Regions from separate parts of the Homo sapiens genome. Here regions 1 and 2 are each linked to region 3. Evidence: chromatin loops called from intact Hi-C (ENCODE). Cell type or tissue: endothelial cell of umbilical vein. All regions are shown on one strand.

Evidence for each region. Hi-C counts contacts between places; a loop is a spot of excess contacts. Peaks named below come from ENCODE experiments on the same cell type or tissue, not always from the same donor. Only the 100,000 strongest peaks of a DNase experiment are listed, where the experiment ranks them.
Region 1: a loop joins it to region 3, with 12 times the contacts of the local background. A loop is called at or near these places in 14 of 110 quality-filtered maps.
Region 2: a loop joins it to region 3, with 2.5 times the contacts of the local background. A loop is called at or near these places in 3 of 110 quality-filtered maps.

The regions. Positions count from the first base shown.
Region 1 is chr12:106,682,557-106,685,056 of GRCh38, forward strand. All of the region lies in intron 5 of RFX4 (regulatory factor X4), which reads left to right. The region is part of intron 1 of LOC100287944 (a long non-coding RNA gene); the gene reads right to left. LOC100505978 (a long non-coding RNA gene) reads right to left here and starts at 2,144. Exons shown (of 4, transcript NR_038912.1): 1 at 2,104-2,144; 2 at 946-1,188. In endothelial cell of umbilical vein, no CTCF peak of the experiment used is centred here; no DNase peak of the experiment used is centred here.
Region 2 is chr12:106,583,676-106,586,175 of GRCh38, forward strand. The region is part of intron 1 of RFX4 (regulatory factor X4); the gene reads left to right. The region is part of intron 1 of LOC100287944 (a long non-coding RNA gene); the gene reads right to left. Among named protein-coding and RNA genes, the nearest start is that of RFX4, 1.9 kb to the left of the region's middle. RefSeq lists enhancers at 1-363, 2,118-2,500. In endothelial cell of umbilical vein, no CTCF peak of the experiment used is centred here; no DNase peak of the experiment used is centred here; H3K27me3 peaks cover 2,224 bases.
Region 3 is chr12:106,918,916-106,921,415 of GRCh38, forward strand. No RefSeq gene overlaps it. Among named protein-coding and RNA genes, the nearest start is that of TMEM263-DT, 35 kb to the right of the region's middle. In endothelial cell of umbilical vein, CTCF peaks have their summits at 55 and 1,194 (motif pointing left); DNase peaks (open chromatin) are centred at 46 and 1,186; H3K27me3 peaks cover 459 bases.

The DNA of each region.
Region 1 (2,500 bases), 240 kb before region 3:
TATACTTTCTGTGTGTCACATATGTGGTGCTAGGTACTGGGAACACAGGAGCAAATCAGTTGCTGCCCTCATGGAGCATAGATTCCGGTGGGAAACAGACAAAACAGAGAATCAGATTGTGACAAAGTTGTAGCAGAGAGCAACAAAAGAGGAATGGCCAGGGAAGGTCTTTCAGAGGAGGTTACATTTAAGTAAAGACTAGGGGAGTGCAGAAGGCTGTGCAGACACTTGTCTGCTAGGTGTGAGTCAGTGGGAAGGGAATCTCTTCCTGTACTGCTCGACCTTCATTAAAATCTGCATTTATAGGACTTGCCTCTAAGGATGTTTCAAAAATTGTTGGACGATAATAGGTGTTCCATGAAGAAGAGCAGCAGGCCCTATAAGTTTGGTTAACACTAAGTTTAAACAGTTTCCTTTACTGCAAGACTTCTCAGAACCCTTATTATGCTAATGTACAAGGTGACTCCACTAGAGGGTGCCTTATTATGCAGCATTTCTAAGCATTTTGACCACGTTGAGCAGGTCAGCACATAGTGACCTATAAAACACTGTAACTTTTTAGAAAGGCAACCATATAGGACTTTTAAGACTTGTCTTGAAGGATGTGTCAAAAGCATGTCCAGTGCTCTCACCCTGGGCCAAACCCCTGTCCCTCACCAGCTCCTCTCATCCCTGGGCAGCACATTCCCATCCTCCAAGGGTGGGTTTGATTTTGGAGCCAAGGTAGGGAAAGAAAATGGATGATCGAACTGGGAAAAACCCTTTTTTGGTATTCTGAAAATAATGAGACTAATTTTTTTGGTGTAGCTCAGAAGCTTTTGAACCAGTCTCTAAAGGAATTTCCAGAAGACTGTTGAACAAAGGACCTCTTGGAATAAATTCCTAATAATTTTCCAAGATGACTATTCTGAAAAAAAAAAAAAAAAAAAAAAAAAAAAAACAAACCTCAGTTATAATTTTAAAATTCTGGTATTTGTTTAAAAGTAAGGTTTCAGCCTTGGTACGATTATAGATTACAAAAGCCAGGTTCTTCCTTGTTTGCTGGTAAACACATAGTAGGCAATTCAAAATGTTGGTCAAACAGAAGAGTGGATGGATAGAACGATATGGAATAAATGAAAATAAATTATTTTTCTCCAGCTCTTGGTCTTTGAGGAATCAGTGGCTCCGATAGCTTGTTGCTCATTTCTAAGAAGAGCAGAAATAGTAAAGACACACAGTAAAGAGAGAGCAGAAAGGTTTCCCATCCTGCATAAACAGAGAAAATTTCCTTCTGTCCACATGGGAGAGTCTGTTTTTGTTTTGTTTGTTTTTCTTTTTCTTTAACCTCGAGGTTGGCAAAATACCCTCTTTAAAAATTCTGTATAATCAATTTTATTGTATCCTCTTCCATAAGGATACTCCAAAGTTGGTCACACCTTCGACCAGTTGAAAGGCAGTAAGAAGCTCTTGTCTCCAACCTGCATCATGGCCTTATAGAGAAACTCCCTTGGCAAATTGACAATGACAGAAGAAATCTGGGGGGGTGGGCCAGGTGCAGTGGCTCACGCCTGTAATCCCAGCACTTTGGGAGGCTGAGGCCCGTAGATCACTTGAGGTCAGGAGTTCAAGATCAGCCTGGCCAACATGGTGAAACCCCATCTCTACAAAAAATACAAAAATTAGCCGGGCATGGTGGCACGTCCCTTTAGTCCCAGCTACTCAGGAGGCTGAGGCAGGAGAATTGCTTGAAGCTGAAAGGCAGAGGTTTCAGTGAGCCACGATTGCACCACTGCACTCCAGCCAGGGTGACAGAGCGAGACCTGTCTCAAAAAAAAGCACATTCTGCACATGTATCCCCTGCCTTTTTTTAGAAGAAATTAAAAAATAAATAAATAAATCTGGGGGTGGCTGGTGAGGAATGTGTTGTTGTGCCCTACAGAACTGAAATAGAAGAACTCAAGATCAGAGCAGTAGCTTCACTGTGGTTGTTGATTTTAGCTACGTGATCTCTGAATAGTCAAGAAGTGGTCTGGTCTGAACATATTAGATGATCTGGCTCTTAAGAAGTTATAAAGGTGAACTTTTTAAGGTTACGGTGGTGTGTCATAACTGTCATCCCACCTGAAGCCACCGGAACCATGCTCCTCCCCCACCCACAGAGTGAGTTCCAGGTGGGAAGGCAGTTATGACAGTTGAGAAGTAGTAGAAGACACGGAAGGCACAGAAGGCAGACTTCGCTCAGCACAAAGAATTTTCTGATAACCATACTGGCAAAATGAACTGGGCTGCCTTCGGAGGGTCTGAATTCTTCATCCCAGAAGGCATTCAGATAGATTCGAGATGCCCACTAAGCAGAAATATCACGGAATGGTATCAGGAGTAAAGGAGGGTTGGGGAGAGGGAAGGTTTTGACGTGCTCATCTCTTCCCTCCTCGCAAAAGCCCTTCCCATAATTCAAAATGCCTTCTCATCTGTATGATTTTGTGACTTTCATTGTATCTCCATGGGTAGAGAAAAG
Region 2 (2,500 bases), 340 kb before region 3:
TGCCACTTGCAGAAACTTTGCCAGCCGACCGCCCCCTCCCGGACCCAGGTCCTCCTAGGGTATGGGGGCCTCGGAATAGCGGTGCGCTCGGGGTCTGGCGGCCAGGGCCGGGAAGCCGAGCGGAACGCCCCGAGGCGGGGGAGGGTGACGGCTTCGCACTGCGCCTGGGAGGTGGGGACCGAGGCTCCGGCTGGTAGAGACGCGCAGCTGGAGGGAGTGGCGGCGGCGAACCCGGTGGTCCGGGGGAATCCGCAGAAACGGGAGGTGGGAGTCCTGGGCTGTGGGGTCGGGCTTTTAGCTTTTCTGCCAGGAAGGGGCACCCAACGCCGGGCTCCACTAGGGAGCTGTGACCTTGCTGGAGGGAGGGCAGGACGCAGACTGGCCCGCTAAACTCGGCGTTGGGGTCTGCAAACTGCTCTGCAGTTCAAGAGCTGCTGGGCGTCAGTTTTGGGGGTGCGGCGGTCCTTAACAACGAAAAAAGGAGGCCAAGGAATCTTTCACAACGAAAACACCCGGTATCTCGGTTCTTCCTCCAGTAGTTTTCGCCACCTCCCACTCCTAGCACCTTTGAAGAGCCGTCACACTTCTAGATCTGTTAACGCTCCCTAAGTCCCTTGCAGGTGGAAGTTCTCTTACAGTTCACCCCCTCCCCTAGGCTCATTCTTGCAACCCGGCTATTTTCATTTTGGCCCCCTGCAGCCTCAGAATTTCTTAGGGTGATGAGTTTGGGGAGAGGCAGAAATAGGGCAGTGGACTCAGCCTGGGCCGTGGCGAGGTTTGAGAGAATGCCTGCAAGCATAAGCTGCTGAGCATTGCAGCGCGGAGCAACAAGTGCCTTCCAGCCCCGGCCGTCCCCTGAGCATGCACGTCCTTTCCTTGAGCAAATAAACAAATGCCGCACGAATGTCTCCCCAACTCCACCCCTAGGCAGGCTGGATATGGAAGTGGGGTGGGGGCTGGGGTCATCGGGGCATTGCCCCAGAAGGTCTTTCCTCGGTCCCTGCAGAAATATTTAAGGCCTCTCCAGGTTTCCGCTGCAGCCCTGGTGGCCCGGACACCGGACTGCTCTTGCCAGGGGGATATTCTGTGTTTTAGGGTAGTTGTCGATCTCTGATTCCTAGAGTCAAGGCCCCGCCTGATTGCACTCCCCTGGCTGGGTGTGAGCCCCCAGGGAGTGGGGAAAGGCTAAGCCCCGAAGTTCTCCTTCCTATACTCGATGACAAACGAAGGCAAGGAGAAGCGTCGCCTGCCCTGCGTGCCTCTCCGGACACGGCAGGCCCCGCTGAGGTCTCTACTGGCGGTAAAGCGGGAGCCCAGAGAGAGAAAAGCGCCTTTTCCACCATTTTTTCATCTCAAGCGCTGCGCCCTCACCACCTCCTGAGAACCCTAACATTAAAAATGAATATCCTTAACAAACTTAAACGCATGTCTGCAGAGTTTGTGGCCAAGTATTTTCGAGCGGCCCACGCAGGGACATAGGGTCTCCCTACATCCCAAACCTGCAGTGGCCCTGCTGGGGGGCTTTTAGCTGCCTCCTCCACAGGGCCAGGCCCCTCGGTACTTCTGGGGAGGACTGTGGGGCTGTGGATTCGTGGCGTTTTCTGTTCTCGATGCAACTGGTGCTCGTGGGGGCACCGGGTCCTCTTCACCTCAACTGCAAACACTCCAGAGACGTTCTGAAATGAAATCCTTTCCCCATCCACTTCTCTCCCTTTTGTATATCCGAGACATCCCTAGGTCACCACCCTGAACGCAAAATCAAAAGTTTTGGTACACGACAGTGTGAAGAAATGACACTAGACGCACCAGGTGACATTTCACTCCGACTTGCAAAACCGACGACAAGGGAAGTGCGGCTCGGCGTGGTCCAGTCCAGAAGCCTTCCCTCACCTCCCTTCCAGAGAATTTAATCCAATTAGCCTTTCTTCTGAGTTTCCCTTGTTATGTAAAGGGTCTTTTCTCCTGGCTTGCAGAGACGCGCGCTCCATGGAGCAGTTCGATTCTGCTCCTTTTGTATAAGATCGCGCGCGATCAGAACCAGGAATATTGCTGTTATTATATCATTCCGAAAGGACTGGAACAACCGACTCACAGCAAGTGCTGGGGCGAAGTAGGAAACGTCCAGGATAAGAGAGGCCGGCGAGCGGGGCCACCGTCCCTTACTCTTAAAAGGAAAATCCCCGCGAAGTGCCTCGGGCCCGGGAGAACAGTTTTGCAGGGGCCAGGGCTCTAGTGGCCTGCTTTGGGGCCACTTCAGCATGACCTGCGGAAACGCGCCCCTTTGTTCCGCACACTGAGCCAGTAATATATTCCTCGGGTTTCCCCAAAATACTCAACAAGTGTGGAGCTAAGACAATGGCCCGGTCGGGGGAAGCTGGGCAGCCGGCGCGCGCCTCCTGGGCCCTAGGCGCTCTCGCTGCCGAGCCCGACAAAGCAAAGCCCCTCTCGGAGGCAAAGCCCCAGCTTGCCGCGCGCCGCGGTGCTCCGGCAGGAGGCAAAG
Region 3 (2,500 bases):
GAGATTGAATGACTAGAGTCTAAAAACAGCATGTGCTGCTACTGCCATCTAGCAGTCCAACTAGGGCTGCATGGATTTAGCTTTCCTCAGGTATTTTGAAAGACATCAGGGGGCTATTATTCAAAACACAAAAACTTCATTGAATATGCAAAGATCCTACAGCCCCTAAGTGCTTTCTGAGTGGGAGAGAGTATACATATATAAACAAATCTTAGACATTTAAAAAGTTGTTCTGAGCCTGTAATGTTTGACTATTGTAATATTTGACTACTGCAGTCAAACATTATACCATCATTGCAATTCAGTGGTCTCAAGGGCCTTTGGTGATGTGCCCAGACTGCCCAGTACAGCAGATATTTGTTGGGTACCCACTATGCATGCAGAGGACTGTGCAGGTGTGTGTGTGGTAGAAAGAGACAGGAATTTGGTATCATGCAGTTCAGACACCCTAACTCTTTAAGGACAGAGAACTGTGACCTTTCGGAGGTGTATTCCCAATAAGCCATGCATCTCCAACAGCTAGCAGAGCACTGGCACACAACAGGAAGTTAATAAATGCATGTTTTCAATGAATGCAGGAAGGAAGGAAGGAAGAAATAATCTGGATTTGAATTCATGTCCCCTGTTTATGAAGGCATTTTCTTCTTCATTTCCTCATTGGCACAATAGCAATGACAACCCTTGCCCCTGATTGTGAGGATCCAGTGCTATGACAAGGGGCAATGCCTCTGTCAGCTGGAAAAAGCTTTAAAAAAGAGGTGGGGTGGGGGAATCTCCGTATTTTGAGGCTCATCAACCACCTACTGTGCATGACAATGAGATATATTCTTCACTCCCCAAATTGATATTTCCATAGAAAATGTTTTCTGCCATGTATTCTAAGTTTTCTTGATTAAAGTGTATATTGCAGAAATACTGCAAATTCAGGCCTGAAGTACACTCAGGGATTTTTCTCTCCACCTCTTCCCGCAACCCTGCCCTTTCCTAGCAGAAGAACAGGACCTGTTCTTTGTTTTTACCGCATCTCCAGGTTTCCATATATGTACACTGAAGGAGTTGAATTAAATTAACCCTAAGGTCTTTTCCCTTTTAAACTCTAAAGCTTCTTCCCTTTAAAAACAGGTTCTTATAGGGAAAATTGTACAATGACACCGTGGGCTCAACTGTTGTAAAGAAGCTGTGATATGCTGCCACCTGTTGGTGATGCATTGAATTATTTTAAATTCTAAGCAAAACTGAGGTTTAGCATTTATTAATAAATAGTATTCACTATGACCAAATGAATTTACATACATATTTACAGTAGAAATGTATCACAGTGCCAAGGGCAAGAAATGTTTTCCCCAAAGGCAAAAATAATAGTTGACATTTAAAGACCAGAGTCTTTCAGTACCAAGCCCTACGTGAATTCTCCCACTTAATCCTCACAGCCACCCAGTTCTTTGATTATCCCCACTTTACAGATGAGGAAACTGATAGTCAGTGAGGCAATGACTTCCCCCAGGTCACATGGGTGGTAAGTAGCAGAGACATAACCTGGTTCCTTAACAACGATGCACTTAGCATAGTGTATTCTGTAGTGTTTTCTTGCTTCTGATTTGAAAAGAAATTAACATCATTGTAGAAATTTCTTAAATTACAAAGAAAAAAATAAATTGAAATCCCACCACTAAAATAAAATCAATGTTAACATTCTGTGCATATCTATCCAGTATTTTAGTGCTTATGTCATGTATACATTTGTACTTTTAAATATGATTATAATTGTTGGTTAAAACAAGAGTTCCCTTTTTTTTGATTCATTCATTTCTCCATTCATTCATTTCTCCGATTAAATTTAACAAATGCTTAATTTGTACCAGGTGGAGATACAATGGATGGGATTTTTTTTTAAAGACATTATATAAGCTTGTCCAACCTGCCTTATTTTGTTGTTGTTGCTGTTCTGTTTTGTTTTGCTTTAGGCTTTTAGCAGCCTGAAACCATGGTTTTTTGTTTCTGTCTCTAGTGATAAGCAGAAAAGAGGCAAGAGGAAGGGGCTTTACTGGCCCAACCAGAAGCAAAAACTAAGAACCCATGACTGTATTCTGTCCCTTGGCACTCCTGGATGAGATAAATAAATGTTCTAAAGGAAAAATAGTTCCGGGAGAACAGGTAAGAAGGGAAGTTAGTTTGCACAGGGGGAACACAAGGCTTCCCTGAGGAGGTGATGCTTGGAAAGATTTGGATGGTTCAGGTACCCCTTTCCCCCACCTCACAACTAACTTTCCAAGCAATTCTTTGCTTCAAGGAGGGAAAGGCCTGCCCTCTTCATTCTCTTTCCAGTGCTCAGGTAGGCACAGAGACAGATCAGTTAGCCCTTGCCTAAGCAGATGAAAGAGTGGGAGTAAGACGTTATTCTTCTCGTATTGTGGGCACTCCAATACTTACCAGTGATTCTTTGGGGACCTTCTCTCTCTTGGCCTAAGGGAGAGGAAAACTTCTCACCCCAAACACTGCA